Linked DNA regions of Mus musculus: regions 1, 2 and 4 are each linked to region 3. A link is a loop called in an ENCODE intact Hi-C map of the cell type or tissue named here. Cell type or tissue: heart. All regions are shown on one strand. Region 1 overlaps Pde4b (phosphodiesterase 4B, cAMP specific). Region 2 overlaps Mier1 (MEIR1 treanscription regulator). Region 3 has its middle 26 kb from the start of Pde4b. Region 4 overlaps Pde4b (phosphodiesterase 4B, cAMP specific).

Region 1 (5,000 bases), 250 kb after region 3:
AGGGTTTGGCCTGCTCCTCAATCAAAGCAGCCTGAGGCTGAATTCTTCAGAACAGAGGAAGGGTGCTGTGAGTAGATGTGTCGGGGGCCACAGAAAGAAGGTTAGAATTTACTCTTGGGACTACATCATGATTTTACTTTTGTGTTAGATTGATCATGTTTCTCTGTCTCTCTGTCTCTTTGTGTGTCTGTGGGGGTGTGTGTGCATGTGTATACAAGGTGTTCTATGTTCTTGAGGAGCAGGGTCCCCCTGGGGACCAATGAGCAGAGAAGAGTCACACAGGACAAATGCTTTGATAGACACAAACAAACACCTGGATATCGGTACAGGTGCAGCTGTGAGGGGCGGTAACACTCGCAGAAGAGGAAAAGCGTGGAAAAAGCTGACTCAGCAACTTAGCAATCATTGCAGAATATAGACTCGACTATTGTCTGACCCAGTTCTCCAGTTAAAAGCAAGTGTGGAAATGGAGAGATGGCAGGATCCAATGATACCCTGTCACGACCCCTGCTCTATCTTAGCTCAGATACCATCTGAAGAAAGCAGATGGCGCCTCTGTGGGGAATCAGGAGAGGGCTCTTAACCATATAGGGTGAACGTGCTCAGCACACTATTGAGGGTTTTTTTCATGGCATTAATGTTATCTACACATATCATTTTTTGATTATAATTTTCTATTGCTAATTCTTCCTTAAGGGACCCTTTTCTATGTTGCTTTAACCACAGAGTAAGAACCATGCCTTGTTTTAGAGAGGGTGCTACTAAATGTTTGCTGAGTGCCCTTCGGCACCATTACTGCAGATTCACACTTAAAAATCTTTTTCTGTTAAGAAAACATCCACGAGACGTCTCATCTTAGAGGCACCCCAGAGATCTTTTCCCTCACAGATCCATTTCATATTGAAGTGTGGGGTCAGAGTACAGGGAGCCCCTGTTTCGGTGTATTCCCTCCAGAGTGGGCACTAGAAGCCAGATCCCCCCGAGCCAGAGCTCTTCAGCATTCCAGCACTATCCCTGGTAAAGTCTATGTGGAATTATTGCCAATTAATGCAACTTTCCAACCTCCTGGGGAAGAAAAACACATCAGTAGGAAGCTGCTTCTAGAATGCAGATGAGCTGACCACTAGACTTCTCCTCATGGTGTCTGGAAGGAGAGTCATAGACTCTAGAAGTGGATTCTCAAGGCAACATGGCACGAGTCTGTTGTTACTATGCCCAGAGAAGTTCTGCTCTGCCTAGGGCATGGACTCATCATCATGATGTCTGTGCTTTTGTACAGTTAAGCTTTTCGTTAGGAAAGCCACCGGTTGGTTCTATAAATGTGGATCTCTGTTACTGTGAGTAGAGGCGAGGATCCCTGTCTAGCTTCTCTTCTACAGGACCAGAGAGAAGTACTGGCCAGTGTAAATATCAAGGAAATAGTCAAATGGTTATTTTTACTTTTCAAATGTTAAGCAAGTGTTTGAAGATGTTAATCTAAGTATAAATGGGGGGAAAAACTTTTCTAATAGAACATTGATGAGACTGGTTTTTTTTTTTTGGTTGTGTGAACAACATTCCCACATATATATAATATGTGTACAAACTCTAGACACTGATGCTCCTAGGGTGGCATTCTCAGGTGTTGTGGGGAGGATGGGGAAGGAAGGTTAATGTCAGAGGATTAGATCAGCTCGACTCAAGTACTCCACTGCAGTCTTTGACTGACAAACATTTTGACCCAAGTGGATCGGCCTGTCAGATAAGAGATGTCAACTGTGGGATTCTTGCATTCATCCAACAACTATGTATGTGTGTTCTGATATGAGAGTCAGCTCCAGGTTCTAGAAATACAGAAATGAATTAAGGCATAAGTCTTGCTTCTAGGAGGCTGTGGTCTGAAGGAAGAAAGATCACTAAGCCCAGGAAGACAGTCCAACATGACAAACTCTGAGACAAAAATGCCTTGTGGAGGAAAGGGCCTAGGGCACAGATTATATAACAGTATAATAATAAAAAAAAAAGAGGTCACTTCAAATGAAGTTGTATACTTTAGAGCCTTCGTTCTTTCCCTCTTTCAAATAGGTCACAAGGAATAAGCCTAGCAAACTGTGAGGATTAAATGATGCAGATGATGCTCGGTGAGTTGCTTTAAAAAAGACAGCAGAAGGAAAAGCGGAGCTCAGTCCCCAGGGCAGTGTGCAGCTCTGCTGACCCGAGCGCTTAAATCTTTTTTCATAGAGTTTGTCTTTCCAGTGGGAAGATTTGTTAGAGTCCGTCAAAGGAACTCAGCTAGAGACCGTTTCCACTGAATCAGAACTGACCTATCCCTAGGACTCTGCTTTATGGCTCTTCATTACAGACAGCAGGCTTGTGCAGGTAATTGGGAGTCAGGACAGCATCCCCCTAGGGACAATGGCAAGGCCATTCAGTGGCCTCCCAGTTCAGCTTGAATTCCTGAAGGCAGAGCTGCTCCTGGTTTAATCAAAGGCTTCATGCACACCTTGCACTTCTCTTCTTTATCTCTGATTTTTTTCCTTCCAGGCTCAGGAAGTTTGACTTCTCATCTTCCTTCAAGGGCTTAAATTGGAGGCCAGGAAACCATGAGAAACAGTGGTGCCTTCTGCCATCTGCTGGCTCCTTCTTGTCACCAGCCCAAAGTTGGCTTAGCAAAGATTCCAAGGGATGAGAGGCGACACTGTCAGAGGAGGTGTGAGGCAGATGATGACCCTGCTTTACCACAAAGCCTACTGAAGCTGGTAGTGTGGTACTCCATAAGCTTGTTTTAGGGAAAACACAATTGTGTTTCTTTCAGATTTTATTCTTACATCATTACCACATCAGACTCATCAAGGAAAGTCACATTCTTTATGGATCCATTTGAAGGCAACAACAGAAGTCAATGCTAAAGATGACAGAAGCAAGGGTAGGGAGTGAGAAGGAGAAAGAGGCCAGGAGAAACATGTTTCAGTGGATGCCAGTAGTCTTTAATTGGTTCAGGAAACACTTTTTTCCCAAAGGATCTGTTATTTGCAAGATTCTGACCCAAATATCTGGGACACAAAAACAGGTAATATTGCCTCCCTTGACTATGACAATGCATTGGGAAGCATTCAAATAAATGGAGAATTAAACAGAGACCTGCAGGTATTCTCATGCTATAGTTAGTCCAGCATATCCATGGGTTTTAGGATGTAGTCAATCGTGGCTAGAAAACAGTTGGGGAAATATGTATCTGTAACAAATATGTACAGACTATATTTTCTTACTGTGCCTTAAAGAATGGAGTATAGTAACTGTGTACCTAAATTTGCGTTGCATTTTATATAATACATAAGCCCTAAAATGATTGGAGTTACACAGGAGGAGCTGTGGAGATTACATGTCAATACTAAGCCATTTCATAAAAGGGACCTAAGCACCCACATCTTTGGGGTTTGGAATGGGATGGGTGTTTCTGGAATTGAGCTCTTGGGAACAGCAAAAACAATTGTTCTACATAAAGAACTGTGAGGGAGCACAGAGGAGAGGCGGCCATCAGTGTGGCACTGCGGTGCCAGAGAGGATCCCTGGAAAAGGTGATCCAAGATGATATTAGAATAGAGCCTTGTACTAGAGGCAGCAGTGGGAAAGGCTGCCAGTTCCAGGAATGTCACTACTGCCCAAGCAGCAGAGATCTCCCACTAAGCAGAAAACAGCTGTTAAAGCTTTAGATATTAGACAAAATTCCCTTGGCTGTGTAGGGATGCCAATGGGACCAGGAGAAGCAGGCCCAACCAAGTAGAGAGGCTGCATACAATGCTCTGGAGATGGGTGAGCAAGCCTGCTAGGATAGGTCTCTTGTCCTGGAAGGAAGGTGTCTTTAACCAGTCCTCGTGTTGGACATGGACAACCTCTTCCTTACAAGCATATGGCTACTCACAAAGTCAGAAATGTATATGCTGCATCCTCCAAATTCACCTGAAATGTCAATGTAACTTCACGAATGGTAGATGTTCAACCTTAACTACACCAGCACCAGTACTACTTGGAATCACAAATACAGTCACCAAACGTAAGATGGTTCTGAAAATTGTGGTATAGCTTGCTAGATGAACAATTCAGCAGTACATGGGAAGTTGTAATTCTAGAAGCCACAGTGAATGGTAAAAGCTTCTAAAAATCTATATTCAAATCAATATGAAAAATGTTCAGATGGGGGCTGGGAAGAGAGCTCAGCTCGTAGATTGCTTGCCGTGGAGGGATACGGACCTGAGTTTGGAGCCTCAGAACCAATGTAAAACCTTGGTGAAGAAACAGTATGTGTCTGTAAGTGCATCGTTAGAGTAGAGGTAGGGGTAGAGACAGGCAGAGAGCCCTGGAAGTACCCTGGTAAATAGAGAACAACCGAGAAAGGCATCTGCCATTGACCTCTGGCTTCTGCATGCATGTGATGGTGGGTAACCACCCCCCCCAACACATACATGCACACCATTCACTCATCCACATACACAATATAGACATATTGTGTGTACACATATATACACATACATACACGTGGATAGAAAATACTGAACTACTAGCAATGGCACTTTTCTTCTTCTATCTATGTTTTATAGAGCTTTCTTATACTGCTTATATAATGCTTGAATCTAAAGAAGCCTAAACTTGAAATGTGTGTCCTGATCAAGGCAGAGACAGGAAATGCCCTAGATAAATGACACTGTTTATGTGTTTGTTTCTACCATTGCGGGTTCCCTTTTCTTCCTGATTGTATTCTGGTTTGTGTGGTATATTCATTTCACTTGTTAAAGCCCCCTTCAGTCTTTCTCTTGGCCATCGCTGCCCCCTTGCTCCCTTGATCTGTGGGATGTATTGTGATGTCTGCCCACTAATTTTTGCTGTGACTGGGGCTGGTGTCTGGTTGGTGATTCACGTTTGTTCCGAAGCCGAACATCTGTGCTGGTTGCTTTGAAACAGTGCCCCAGGGAATGTGAAAGGCCCTTTGTCTCACTGAAACTTCTTCTCTACAACTGAGACCT
Region 2 (5,000 bases), 920 kb after region 3:
TCATTTTATTAGGTGTCTTAAATTTTTTTGCTACGAAGAAAGTAATGCCTGTATTTTGAAAGTTTCATATTAAGTGCTGAGAGTGTGGCTTAGTGGTAAACACTTTGTGTATGGTGTACATACCATACAAAGGCCCTAGGTTCACTCCCTAGGATACAAGACAAGCCTTTTAGTAGATGAAAGGAAAACGTAATAGTTTGGTATCATGATTAAGGATAATCTCGTCTTGTACTTGACCTTTTAATATATATAGTCAAATATCATAGTAAATAAATTAATAACTTCTACTTTTAAAACTATTGCCTAGTCCAGCTGGGCAGCAGTGGTGCACACCTTTAATTCCAACCCTTGGGAGGCAGAGACGGGTGGCTCTCTGTGAGTTCAAGTCCAGCCTAGTCCACAGAACTACACACAAAGCAAAACCAACCAAACGTACAAACAAAAATAATGTCTATTCTGGCTTAATGTTTTCCTGATTTTAGAAGTTAGTTGCGTGTAATTTATATGCAGTAAGGTATGAATTTGATGGGAAGCTTTTTTATTTCTGCCTTTTCCTTTTTTGAGATAGGGTTTCTTAGGGGTTCACTCTGGTCCAGGCTGGCCTGGAACTCACAGCAAATCCCCTGCCTCCGCCCCACAATTGCTGGGATCAAAGATGTGTGCTATCATGCCTGGCTTTCATTTGAGAAATGAAGTATACTTCGTGGATTAGGAAGAGCATCAGGATGCAGGGAAGTGACATTGCCCTGACATTGTCAAGAGGCAGCTGGTGGTCAGCACCTTCTGCCTTAACTTGAAGTTTCACAAGTTCACATTTTGAGGAGAGGGCAAATAATGTGAGTAGAAGGTATTGTATGAAGAAAGTTTAATAACTGAAAAAGAAATTCTGGCTTTAAAAAAATAAAAGATTTAATTCTTTGTAGTGTATCCTGAAAACATAAAGCAAATACCACTATTCCACATTACACTGTTAAAACTGAAGTTGGTGAAAGACATTGTTGATTAGTGCACTCCTGTTTGTTGTAAACCCTTGAGTGCTGAGACACAGCTTGATCTGTTATCTAGGCTAACCTAGAACTTGCTATTTTCCTGCTTGAAGCTCCCAAGTAGTTGAGATTACAGGTGTGTGTGCCACCATGCCTGGTTCTGATTTCCTTGCAGAAGTCCTTTATAGAGATGAAAGACCCCACCACCACCACGATGACTCCAGAAAGATGGCAGAATGTATGTCTGTCCTTGGATTTGTCTTTATTGGTCTCTTTCCCACTGGATATCACTCCTTAGAACTTACTGATACACACTCAGTAGGCATCTTCCTATGAAACCTGTATTTATTTTGGTTACAAAAATATCCTTGATTATACCTTCATTAACATTTATTTACATTTTTTATGTGAATTATGCTTGACAAAGTACACCTCTCTTGCTCTCTGTGGGAGTTGACTATAAGACTGCCTCTTCCTTGGCCCATGGACACCAAAACATATGTGACTCTCTTATGTGACTTGCTATGGAATTTGAATAGAGCCTATGGACATCCTCTCTCTTATGTTTAACTCATCTCTTGGTTATTATATAATGTAAATGCTCTATGAATCAGATTGCTTCTTAAGGAATAATAACAAAAGACAATTTTGTGGTCAGTGCAGACACAAACTTTTTTCTTTTAAATTTTCATCCTGTTGTTAATTAAGTACACAGATATAGAACCTGTTAAGTACTGTGGGTTCATTTTACTATCTGTTTATCACGCGATTCTTCATGTCCAGTGTATGATGTTTGTCACGTAGACTACATTTGTGTGCATATTGCCTATGCAGTGTGGATTTAGAGAGGCTCCAGTTGCTCGCAGCTCATGTTTATTAGTGACTCTATTGTAATTGTCTAAAGTGCATTGTGTTATTCTGAAATAATCAGAGCTCGCTGTTCAGCCAGCCTCACAGGAAGGAGGCTGACTTGTCATGTGGCGCCACCTGGTGACGGCCCTCTTCCCAGTTTAAGGATTTACAGAATATTGTCAGTGATTCCAAAAATATCTTCTAGGTTATATAGCTAGGAGAATCCTGGGATTCACACACCTAGCCCTTCACTTACTCTTGAAGACATGAGACAACCTATAAAACATAAAATGAGGACTCAATTCCCTTTGCAGAACAGAAAACAGAAATTTAGTACTCTGTCCAAATTCACTTATCAAGGCAGTCAACATATTTCAGTTTTGGCCTTTATTATGCTTAGCAGTTAGAAAAAGAAGGTAGAACATTTCTTTCCATATTGTCTTTTAAGAAGAGAAGTATAGGGCTGGAGAGATGGCTCAGTGGGTAAGAGTACCCGACTGCTCTTCCAAAGGTCTGGAGTTCAAATCCCAGCAACCACATGGTGGCTCACAACAAGATCTGACTCCCTCTTCTGGTGTGTCTGAAGACAGCTACAGTGTACTTACATGTAATAAATAAATCTTAAAAAAAAAAAAAAGAAGAAGAAGTATATATTGAGAGTACCAGGAATAGGTGGGTTTTTAAAGTACGTGTGAAGATGGAGGAAGAAGGTAGTGTATGTGAAACAATTGATACGTTGCCTATCATAGAAGAATTGCTTAATTAGCTGCTAATGCCTTTTTATAACACAAGGTATTTTGACAGCCATCCTGTGTCTTGTAAAGATTTTTATCAAGTGATTTTTCTGTTGAGATTTAAGTATTTGTTTCTTGTCTTTAAAAACAAAGGTCTTACGAGCTTTGTTGAACTAGATTTCCAATCTGCTATGCTGACACTGTCATATCTCCCTCTCCCATCCAGAATTGTCAGAAAGTTTTGGTTTTATTTCAGTTTCTATTTGCTTTTCCAGTCCCTCCCAGTGCTCGGCTCCGCACATCCTCATGTCCTTGTTAGTAAACCCAGCAGGCTTCTTTCTAACCCAGGTCACTCTAGGATTTAACCAGGCTTGAAAGTCACTCTTGGAAGCACTTGTCTTGCTCTTCTAGTACCACAAGTGTGGCACTGATTCAATTTCAAGCTGTGGCTTCTGGGTTTTACATGTGTCTGTGTCATTTAGCCTCATAAGGCACTGTCTTAGGTCATGTTCTAGTTTTATATTTTTAATTTTGCTGAGATTTAGGCTTTATTCTTGAGGGGGGGCAGTTAAGACAGGATTTCTCTATGAAGATCTGGCTATTCTGAAACTGTAGCCCAGGCTGGCCCTTAATTCATTGATCTACCTGTTTTCCCAATTCTGGGAATCAGGGTGTGTGCTGCCATTGCCCAGCTGACTTTCATCACTTGGGAAGCCAAGGCAGGAAGATCATAACTTGGAGGCCAACTTGGAATGCAATATCAAGACCCTGTCTCATAAAAAGAAAAAAAGTTATGGCTGCCACTTCTGTGAGTAAAGGCACTCTCATCAAACCTGATGACCAGTGAGCTCCACGTGCTAAGAGCTGGCTCCTGGGTGGTTGTGGTATCCCCCTTAATCCCAGCAGAGGCAGGTGAATTGGAGGCCAGCCTGGTCTACTAAGCAAGTTCTAGAATTGTCGAGGCTACACAGAAGAGAACTGTCTCAGGGTAGGGACATTTGTGTGGTGTGGCACATGCAAATACATACAGAGAAAACAAATGTCATTTTAAAAAATCGGAGTTATTTGTTTAGTGATATGTCTCCTATGTCCTACATGAATGAATTATGTTAATTTGGGGTAGTTTGATTAACATTTGTTTTCTTAATTTAGTGTATGAAAATGATGATCAGCTTCTGTGGGATCCAGAGTGTTTACCAGAAGAGAAAGTGGTTGTCTTTCTTAAGGATGCGTCTAGAAGGACAGGGGATGAGAAAGGTGTGGAAGCAATCCCTGAAGGCTCGCATATCAAAGACAATGAGCAGGTCCGTGAGTAAGGATAACGCCGTGGGTCTCCTCATAAAGGGCATTCCTCAGTGCGGGCGCTCGTCCACCGGGACTCCCTTATTACAGCGCCTACTGACTACTTTTAGTGTGCTTTTTTGGCTCCAGTAAACAGAAACCTTTCTTTGCCTGCATATACTTTTTGTAATGATTTTTAAAAGTGTTTTTTTTTAGATTTTCTTTTGTTTGTTTTCTATTCTCTCTGTGAGAATCCATGACTCTGATCAAGTTGGCCTTTGCATCTCACATAACCATTGTGTATATAGTCAGATTAATACTTCCATGAACCTAACATGAGAATAGTTTTAAAAACCTTTTTTTTCTCAACCTGTTTAAAATATTAGGAATCCAAGATGGCTCCAAAGAATTACAGCTTAAACAAAATATTTTATGTGAAATCAATATGTCAGTTACTGGGTTACTGTGGTCATCAAGTTACATACCCCTATATACACATATATTGTGCATAGCAAGAGGCATATAAAGTTAGAAATTCATTTTTTTCCTCGATGCTCTGTATGTTGCTCTCACTATAATTGGACCAGAAAGCCTGGAAACAAATACATGATTCAGAAAAATGTGCTCTTAAAAACCTGCATCGGCCTGAACTGTTCGTGATCGGTGAGTCTTATGTAAGCGCCTTTCTTTTCCTAGGCTTTATATGAGTTGGTTAAATGCAGCTTTGATACGGAAGAAGCCTTGAGAAGACTGAGATTTAATGTCAAAGCAGCTCGAGGTGAGCACGCACTAGACCTTTGTTACGTGACTTGGCAGAAATTTTAAATTTTAGGCTTTTTAGTTTTCCTGAATGTGTCTCAGCTTACTAATTCTAGTCTTTCTGAATTCAGTAGACACTTACAGAGAAAGTATCACTCAAATTGTTATAGGGAATGGGATTAAAATTGTTCTCTTATGCAAAATCGGCATTTAAGTGTAAGTCTAAAGTATACAATACCTTACAAAACATATTTAAAGATTTTTGTCTTTGATCTTTATAATAGCCCAATGACCTAAGTACTATAACACCTACTGCCTAACTTTAGAATTATGAGTCTGGGCTAGTGAGATGGCCCAGGGGCAAAAGTGGTTGTGCCTCAAGCCTAAT
Region 3 (5,000 bases):
GATTCTTCCATCAGGGACTGCCTTCAGTAGCACGTTCCTCACAGTAAGTGCATGCGATGATGGGTGTGAAGAACCTACATCCTACTCCTTTAGTCTCAGCAATGGTATGGAGAGGAAGATTGCAGTGGGCACAGTATCTATGAGCAGAGACTCCCAGTCCTTCTGGATTTTATGCATTCATCCCCCCATTTAAGTAAACTCATTGCATCTGCATTAGCAATAAATATGATGTACATGTGCCCTCTATGATGGTAATTTCAAGCCAGCTGTCTTCAAAACACTATAAAGCCATGCCTGCGAGTAATTAAAATGGTTCTAGGATGGTTTCTCTAGGCATGGGGTAAGCTGACAAATGAGAGGCAGATAACTCTTGTGATGTTTGTATCACTGATGCTTTTGACTCTTGGATCCCACTTCTGATTGTGAGCATGCTGTTCAGTACTTCATCTGGAAAAAGTTACCTTTGTAATTATGTAGATAGATAAGCAAATAAAGTGTTTGCCTGTTTTATTTTCCAACACTAGAGGGCAGCATGGTTGCACTGTTTATTTCCTAGAGCCTCAACAAAGTTGTGTGTGTGTGTGTGTGTGTGTGTGTGTGTGTGTGTGTGTCTTTAAATGCAGGGGCTATTCATCACTTACATGACATTCATTTTCATACACAATGCTAAAGCATTACCCTTTGATGAGCTTTTATTCACATTTCAGGTTTGCTTTATTGTTCCTGACTGTAACAATTGTCCAGTTCTAAGCAGATGACTAGGTATGCCTGTGTTTTATAGTATTCGCTTAGATTGCACTTTTCAATTATGCTCCGGGGACGTAGAGGGGAGGTGGGCTGCTTGAACATCCAGGATGAGCAACTCACAGTGCGACTGAGCTTCCTATCAGATATGTCACACGTGTCAGCAAGAGCCGAAAACGGCGGCCAGGTATTCTGGCAGGTTCCAAGGAAAGAATTTATTTGAAGGTGTGGTGTAGAGATTCAATATTAGCAATAATAAGTACTGTTGTAGGTTACTATTATCCTAGAAGATTCAGCCTTACTTATGGTTTAGAAAACTTTTGAAAAGTAGATATTATTTTCTTCATTTTTAGGGATGGGAAGGAAGGCAGGAACTTGGCTCGTTCATCTCTTGACGTTCATCTCAGTGCAGCACCGGTGACCAAAAGACATGCTTTCCCCACTACTCCACACTGCCTCTCCACCATCAGTATAGGTCTGAATTCAATGACTGAATGAGACAGTAATGTGATTCATTCAAAAGTCCCCATCTTCTAATACATCGAGTTCATGGCTTTGGCTTCCCTAAGCATAATATGATGCATCACGTGTGCCGTATTTTATTACTGCATCCATGGGTGCACTACTTATGTCTTTTCTCAGGGCCTGGAATGCTGACCTCAAGAGAACTTTGCAGATGATCCCGGAAGACTGCTGTACCTTTTCAGAGCTACAGTCCCACTGTTCCCTTGAATCAAGAACTTGAGTGGGGTACTTGCTTGTAACTTTAATTTTTTTAAGATCTATTTTTAACGGTGGTTCTTAAACGATTTAAACTCCTTTCTAGCTCACCACCCTCCAGAGATAGTGGAAAAGAAAGGATACCCGGGAAGTGGACCTGTTTAAGAAGGGTTCTTTGGAGCAACTCCCGTCTGTATTGTTTGGAAATCCGCAGTTCAGTTCACAGGTCAGCAGCAGCAGCTTGATCCATTTGCAAACATTTCACAGATACACCAGCAGTCCAGCTTGGCAGAATTGGGTTAGCAACAGCAGTGATGTGATCTAGCAGAGATAGCCAGGCCTCCGCCTGGCACAAGTCAACAAGAGGGACCAGGAGGAACATCAGGAGAAGTTCTTGGCTGTGCCTCTCTCAGTAAAGATCAGTGCAGACTAGAGACCAACAAGGGTTGCACAAGCTAGCTCCATAAGCAAGCCTAGCTCTGCCTCTGTCACTGGTGGTTGAGTCCTCTTTATACGTCCTCCAAACCTCCTGTGTCCTCCATGAGTTTTGCCTCAGCATGTGAGTCTGTCTCAGCTGACATCACTTTCCCAATCAGCCTGAGTCCAAAGAAGTAGCAATAAACTGTAGCATACCACCAGAACTTTTTTGGTGTATTTCTCTGTATGGTATCCTGACAAATGCAGTTCAACTATGCAATGTAAGATGGACCAATACATGTGTGTTGTTAGCAAAGAATCCTTCATCACGTGTCCTTTCATGTGCTTGCTTTAGCAGAACATCCTCTCTCCTGTGTCTGCTTCAGTGAAACGTTCCTTCACGAGTCTGCCTTAGCCTTTCATGTGTATCCACTTTAATGAAACGTCCCTTCATGTGTTTGCCCCAGCAAAACACCATTCAACGTGAATGATTTTCCAAAAACCCTTTAAAGTTTCCACTTCAGATTTTAGTCTCTCATTACTGTTTTCTGGTTTTGGGGCATTGAACAAACTTCCTCAAACTCAAAATTGTCATCTTTAAGGGAAATAAAGGTAAAAATAAATGTTGTTTCTCAGGACTGTGAAGGATATATTTGTGTATATATGTGAATATGCATATATTTTACACACATGTACACTTACACAGAGAGATAGACAGATAAAGAGAGACAGGCACATACAGAGCAAGAGAGTGAGAGAGACAGACAGACAGATGGACAGACCGACTGACAGAAATATTTTGAGAATATTTTAAACAAAGTGCCCCCAAACTCCACTCAAAAGCCTTCTGCAACTTTGAGCAGTGTCCCCGGAGGCCACTAGGTGTCTCTAGAAAGCTTGAAGTTAGGGAAGAAGAAACCAAAAAAAAAAAAAAAAAAAAAAAAAAAATCTACTGAACAGACTTCACAAACTGAAGCTCTGTGAAATCATGGAGTCCTTGCAGTCACTCCTTCCTCACTCTGAGGGAAGCTTCCAGTTCAGAGCTGCCTGCACTTTTGATTTACCTAGTTATCTCAACTCAGCAAGCGTCGATTGGGTATTTGGATGCACTAGGGAAGTAGCTGCTGTTGTTAAGGGCATACAAAATATACCGTTACAGGCACTACAGACTGAGTGATGAGAAAAAGAGAGACTAATGTTTTGTCCCAAAGCTTCTCTGCCAAGATGGCATATGTAGAACATACCAGCCGTATGGAGAAAGTATAATGATTGCCAAGGAAAAATAAAGCCTGCAGGTTAGAGATTAGGGAGAGCCACTTTCTGGAGAGACACAGAAAGCTGCCTTCGAGGAGGTAAAAACTGAGCAGAGATCTAGATGAGGTAATTAATGAGCCACTGAGAGACTCACAAAAGTAAAAGGGACCAGAAAGTCAAGGGCTTTCAAATGAAGGAGTGTGCTTGACATGTTTGTAAAACAGAGAGGAGGTCAGGACAGTCCATGCCAACTGTAGGAGGTTTCTATATAATTCGCTGCCTCTTGAGAGATAATATTTATTATAAAATTATAATTTTATAGTTCTTCCTTAATCGGCATTCATAATCAGATTAATGATAGTAATTAGTACTTCCAGAGTACTTTGCTATCTGCTAGGTTCAACCCTACAACCTTGACAAGTAAATGTAACCGCTTGCTGTCGTTCAGAGACTTTAACAGCAGCTCTCTTTCGGCAACACCCACAGTGAGCTGGTTATGTGGTACTTTCATTTCCAAGTGCAGGTGCAGGGTCATCCCAGGGATGAAAATGCATAAGCATGCGGTGCGGCTCCTCGAGTCTCTAAGAGGGATTCTGTGTACTGTGCACCATGAAGGAAAGGCTTGGTTTCATTTAGGGAGGAGGATGACAGTGGAGGCAGAAAGAGCATCGACTTGCAGAAACAGAGGCATGGGAGCTCAGATGAGCACGGAGTACACAGGAATTGGTCTGCAGTTAGTTGTGACTGAGTGTCTGTAACAGACAATATCAGAGTTTGCCCCTTCTCTACTGCATAGGGAGGTCTGCTTCTGCAATGTCAGATGCCTTCCAGCGATGCCTGATTGGGCAGAGGTGGAAACTTGACCCAAATGTACTAAGGGACGTTTGCCTTATGGGAGTTATCTTAAACATAGACCGTGTGACTGGATAACATTTTCTCTTTCAAGCCTGGAGCAAGTACTGAGATTTGCTATTCCATGCAGGTACTCAAAGCAAGCAGGTTACCCACAGTGGATGTTCAAGAAGTCATTTGAGATACTCTGGAAACCGATTAGGGGGGATCCACTGAAATAGAAATCTAGAGCAAGGGAAGATAAGAACCAGACTGAAGTACTATAGGGTCTAAACAACAAACTGGGGCAGGAGGTCTGTAGGTTCTATTTCAATTGGTTTCCACTTCTTTTGCCTCAGCCAAGTTTTTAATTGGGTTCTACATTTCCAATAAATGTATTTAATTCAAAGCCACATGATAGGCTAGTCAGCCATTTAAAGCCATATTTTTAAATAATATTCACTGCTATGAAAATGTGTCAAGACTATATCACTCTTAAGTTAAAATAAGCTGTAAAATGTTATGATAATACCAGGAATTTCAAAATTCAGGAGAGTGCTCTAGAGCCCAGAGAGGGCAGAGTACTGACTTAGGATATGATACAGAAGTGTCTTGGAACCAGAGGCAGCCCAGGGTAAGGTATCTAGGGAGGGAGAGCCATAGTAGACAGCCATGGGGGAGGGTTCAGTCAAAGATGTATTGACCTAATGCTTGTTGTTGCAGATAGCAGTGGACCCTTAGAGGAAGCCAAGAGACAACTTGTAGCTATAAATAGCATTCCCACAGAGGAAAATGACATCTCGGCCCTTCCACAACTTAGTCATCTCTTGAACATTGTACAAAGAAAAGTGACCCAAACAACAACAGCAAAAAAAACCTCAACAAACAAACTAACTTGAGAAGTGCATGTCCTACAGCAAAAACAACAACAGGAAAAATGGAGACAAGGCATTGCCAGAAATTAGTAACCTCACAAGTTTCCATTGTGTTCTGTTCAGATGAGCTCACTCTTAAAGGGACAGTCTTACATAATT
Region 4 (5,000 bases), 88 kb after region 3:
AGCATTTGAAATGTAAATGAAGAAAATACCTAATTAAAAAAATAAATTAAAAAAAAAAGGCTGTCCCCATCCCAGGAATTGATAGCCCTGTTGGGGCAGCTTGCCTCTATCCAGACATTATTAACACAATGATCAGCCAGCATCATTTAGTGTTTACTTGTGCACAGTGCTCCAAGTAGATACCATTCATTTTGTACCCTAATGGCTTTGTATGTTTGACAGATACAAATTAAAACCTTCACAAAATTGTGAAAAATGTGTCCAGTTCCTTAGTGGGAATGACAAAATGTTAGTCCAAGAAAAGAAGGTAGACAACATTTCTTTAGGTAGTTTTGTGCTCTGACCATCCTCTGGAATTACGTAATGTGGCCCTTTTGGGACTCAAATGATCCTTTCACAGGGGTCAAATATCAGATATCCAGCATATCAGATATTTGCGTTATGATTCATAAAAGTAGCAAAATTACAGTTAATGAAGTAGTAACAAAACAATTTTATGGTTGGGGGTCACCACGACATGATGATCTGTACTTAAGGGTTGCAGCACTAAGAGGTTTGAGAACTCCAAGCCTATAGATTAAAAATCTTACTAGCTTCTGTAACCCATACTGATACAAGTATTCAAAGGTGATGAGTGCTGTTGTATGTATGTATGTATGTATGTATGTATGTATGTATTTATTTATTTATTTGGTAACTCTACATGAAGCCAGGCAAAAGTTTTTCTTTAATTTATTTCTCAGGCTGGTACTTAATTCTCAAAAGCTCTTAAGTTCAGTGTCTGTAAAGCAATCCAAATACTATACTGTTGTCCTGATCCTTGAAAACAGGTTGGCCATGCTTAGCTACAGACTCACAATCTAAATGCTGCCAGGTTTTACAAATCAGTGCTCTTCCTAATATTACAGTGAGTTGCACCTTAGAAACCAATGTCATGAGCTGCCTACTTTAACAATTCAACTTAATATTCTACCCATTCATTCATCCGCTCGTACCACAGTCATTGTTATCTAAATGATGACTTAAGAAACAATCATTTTGAAATTGTAGACTTGTGATGACAGTAAACACAAAGCTAAGAATAATTGCAGAACTGGGACCTGACTGAAGCAATGGAGTCTGAGTGCTGTATTCTTTTTGGTGGGGAGACACAGAGTAACATGTATTCACCACACAAAGGGCTGACAGACTGAAAAACAGATTCCATCCAAGTCCACCTTAATGAACCAGTAAATCTCTAGGGGTTGCTAATAGAAGCCTAGATGAGGGGGTAATTGTAGGATCATGGGTGACTCAAAGATAGCTGCAGCACTGAAGAATCTCATTCCTGCCTCGGGCTATGACTAATGAAAGTGTCACCCAAGAAATGTCCCAGTCTCTAGCCAACCCTCTTTTCCTATGTTCTCTAGAACCCACCACATGCAGCTGGACAGGAGGGAGTGACATCTCAGGGAAGGGTAGGGTGGCCCTCTCCCCACTTAGACTAAGAGAGACTCTAAACAGCATCATTACTATTACCTTAGAGCTAGCTATCACGATCACTCTCTGCTTGTTGGCATGATTGTTGATTAGAGTATACCATAGGTCATTGTGGCAACTCTGCTTTGTGAGAGTAGATGGCTGTTCTGCAGCCAGCGAAAGTTAACTTCACTATACCAATGGGAACGGCTTCAAGACAAGGGTGAGCAGGAGGTACCTGAGTCAGGAGTGAAAGGGAAAACTATTCTTTACAGAAGATAGAAGAGATTCCTTTATAATAATGTTTAACTGACACCAGGTAATTAAGCAACTGGTTAAAATGTTACTGCATAGCCAAGACTGGGCCATGTGCCAAAGGAACTCAATTTGGAATCTGGAAAATAGAATGAGTTAAAGTGACCTCTTACAAACCTTGGAAACTAGCACAGAGAAAATTTGGTATTTGATTTTCATTGAACTCCTAATTGGTCAGGATTGATATTTTTATAAAAGATGTTGCAATCAGAATGTTATGAAAACTTTGATGTTTATATAAATGGCTTTCAGTGTTTCTGACAGGGACACTTTTCAAGTCATCTTTAACAGACACTGAGTTATAAAATCCAGTATTTAGGGGTAATTCAAATAATAGATTGAGTTTGTTTAATTCAGATCAAACCCATTGCATATTCTATTACTCTGGGATCTTTTTCTTCTTGCAATGGAAGAAATATGTTTTTCTTTTGTGATTCCAGAATGGTTTATGAGACTAGAGATTTGATCAAGAAATGTTTATTAAAAGATCAGTTGTGTAGATAGATGAGTGAATATCACTAAATATATAAAAACTCTTGCTCTCATGGGGAAGTTGCTACACATTAAACAGATGTTAAAATTATGAATTCTGCCTTGACTCGTTGCATACACATTCTATATACAAAGGCTGTCAGAAGAACCTTGTTTCCATATGAAGTAAAAACCTTCTAAGCTCTTAGGCCCTGGTAACGACAGCTGCTCCAGAGCAAGGCGTTTGGAGAGAATATCTTATTTCTCAAACAATTCAAATGGTATAGCTGAGCTCTGAAAGTCTGGAGTGCAGAGCACCTGCATGGCTGCTTTCCACCTGATGCTTGCTTGCTTCCATTTTACTTGACTGTTTAAGATAGATTATGCCATGTAACTTAGGCATTTGCCAGACTCACGTGCTTCCTGTCTCCACCTCCCCAAATGCTGGGACTACAGGCATGTGCTTCTGCCTCTCTTCTCACCCCACCCTCTTTTCTGAGAGTCCAGGAGTGTCTGGAGTCTGTTTTTGTTAACACGACTGTGACTTTGAACTTCCTGAGGCACTAAGTTGTCTCTGTACTACTTTGTCTCCTGGTTCCCTTCCAAACTTGGAAAATGTTGAGTACTTGGGGAAATTATTTAAGATCTTGACCCAGTAGACACACACACTTTGCTAAGCCTGAGGCAAAAGGAAAATAAGGGATCATGCAGGTGTTCATTAGCAACTCTGTTCACCTCGCCAGCATTTCTCATGGGATCTCCTTCAGTTCTTTCCCTGCCTTCAGTTTTCTTTGCCCTGGGTGTCGTAGAATTAGCTAGGTATTTTGCCCCCAATGTCCCATAAGCCCTCCAGCTCTAGTGGTACTATCTAAAATACTACTATGGAAAAAATTTCAAGTTCTATAGAGACTTAGGAACAATTATATATATTGGATATATATAGGAACAATGTATATATATATATACACACACACACATATATATATATATACATATATATACACATATACATATATATATGTGTGTATACACAAATATGTGTGTGTATGTATAATTGGGCAAAACAGTAAAGTGCTTAATTTTTTCATTTTGGAATGTTCATTTCTCAAAATTTAAAATAGGAAATTTCTAAATGTGTTAAAATAAATGAACTATAAATACCCAAATCAAATGCTTTCATAGAAGATGTTCTTACATAAAGCATGCTAATCCATTTCATATGAGTTTTTCTGAAATGGGCAGTCCTTTGCTCTTTAGTTAGAATAGCGTTTGGAAGCGGACAGAATGGACAACAGGCTGTTGCTCTACTGAAAGCCGAGACAGTGGTTTTCTCCTGAGAGTTATGAGCAATCTGTGCACCAAGCCTGAGCTCTGATCCAATGGAATTAGATTTTCAAGTGCACATTTACCTGCATTTCTGGTTTCACTTAAAATCACTTCTCAGCTTTTGTCAGTGAGAGACACAGCTAAGACTGAACACAGCCCACATGGTGCTAGTGAGTTGAAGCTAATGAAGGAACTGGCAATGAAGGCATGGTTAGTGTGCCGAACAAAGCTCTGGTTAGTGAAGAGACACCAAGAAACCAACAACAGTGGTAAGAAGTCAGTTTGCAGAGACACAAAGTAAAACAGCGTCGCTGGGAATACTCTGAAGCCAAGGAGATGGGCCGCCCAGCAGAGCGTGCATGTTGGCCATGCTCGTTCAGGAAATAGTGGAGAAGGATTATAGGAAAGCAAGCCTGAGCGAGCCCAGAGCCTAGGACTCAAACACCAAGGGCTTTGACATCCTTTACCCTTCGGTTTCCTGCTTGGGGCTTAACGTAAGTGAACTCTACAGGGAAGCCACATGCCATCCCCTTAGTCGATCGGCAGTGTCCTCACTGGTCCATTTCCTCCAGCTTTACTGTTTTCTTGCATTTTGAAAATTACCGTATTCCTGTACATAGATGGGACCATAAAAGCCATATAGTTGCAGCATGTTATTGATCTACTGGACTCTGCCGTCTGGTCTCCTATCCATAGTACAATGCCACACTGCATGTTTAACTAAGTGCCAACTCATAGCTATGAGTTGAATTTATTAAAAAAATGTATTCTGGGACTAGAGAGATGGCTCAGCAGATAGAGGCGAATGCTGCCAAAGCTAACAGCCTTACTTCGTCCACATGACCCACATTGGAGAAAGAGAACGGATTTCTGCAAGCGTCTTCTGACTTCCACACAGGAGTGCATGCACACCTACACTAATGCCTCATACACTCGTCTATGTGCCCCCACACAAAAACAAATAAATGTAACAAGAAAAAAAATGTTGTTCTCTGAATACACTGCATTTCTTCACTGTTTCTGGCCAAAGCAGAGACTAAATATTTTTTTCAGAGATTTTTGCAGTTTTTTCTAGAAACCTAATTTTGTTCTTTCTATTTTACAACTATGCAATGCAAATTTTGAGAATAAAGTGAACATTTTGATTATTTTTTCCTTTTTTTAAAAATGTATTCTTTGAGAATTTCAGGCAGTATATTTATCATATTCTTTCCCATTTCCACAACCCCTCCCAGAGCCTCCCTGTTCCTGCCCACTTAACTCCCTCTTTTTTTCTCACTCTCAAAAACAAAAATAAAATAAAAACGCCACTAAAAACCACATAATCTATTTTAGCTACTTCTGAGAATAGGACCACACTAAAGGATGGTTGATATATCCAGTTATTCTAGGGAAGAAAATTGATTTTTTTTCCTCTTTCAGCCACTTTG

Evidence for each region. A loop is a pair of places that touch in the nucleus more often than their neighbours do. Peaks named below come from ENCODE experiments on the same cell type or tissue, not always from the same donor. Only the 100,000 strongest peaks of a DNase experiment are listed, where the experiment ranks them.
Region 1: it touches region 3 in a loop (7-fold over the local background); 35 of 42 quality-filtered maps call a loop at or near these places.
Region 2: a loop joins it to region 3, with 7 times the contacts of the local background. A loop is called at or near these places in 2 of 42 quality-filtered maps.
Region 4: it touches region 3 in a loop (2.4-fold over the local background); 10 of 42 quality-filtered maps call a loop at or near these places.

Annotation. Positions count from the first base shown.
Region 1 is chr4:102,478,675-102,483,674 of GRCm38, forward strand. The region is part of intron 1 of Pde4b (phosphodiesterase 4B, cAMP specific); the gene reads left to right. Among named protein-coding and RNA genes, the nearest start is that of Gm52668, 34 kb to the right of the region's middle. In heart, a CTCF peak has its summit at 2,605 (motif pointing left); no DNase peak of the experiment used is centred here.
Region 2 is chr4:103,144,575-103,149,574 of GRCm38, forward strand. It overlaps Mier1 (MEIR1 treanscription regulator), which reads left to right. Exons shown (of 13, transcript NM_001039081.2): 8 at 3,725-3,876; 9 at 4,550-4,631. Among named protein-coding and RNA genes, the nearest start is that of Mier1, 28 kb to the left of the region's middle. In heart, a CTCF peak has its summit at 1,973 (motif pointing left); no DNase peak of the experiment used is centred here.
Region 3 is chr4:102,226,356-102,231,355 of GRCm38, forward strand. It overlaps a transcript of Pde4b not described here. Among named protein-coding and RNA genes, the nearest start is that of Pde4b, 26 kb to the right of the region's middle. In heart, CTCF peaks have their summits at 484 (motif pointing right) and 2,761 (motif pointing right); no DNase peak of the experiment used is centred here; H3K27ac peaks cover 509 bases.
Region 4 is chr4:102,314,388-102,319,387 of GRCm38, forward strand. All of the region lies in intron 1 of Pde4b (phosphodiesterase 4B, cAMP specific), which reads left to right. Among named protein-coding and RNA genes, the nearest start is that of Gm52669, 31 kb to the right of the region's middle. In heart, no CTCF peak of the experiment used is centred here; no DNase peak of the experiment used is centred here.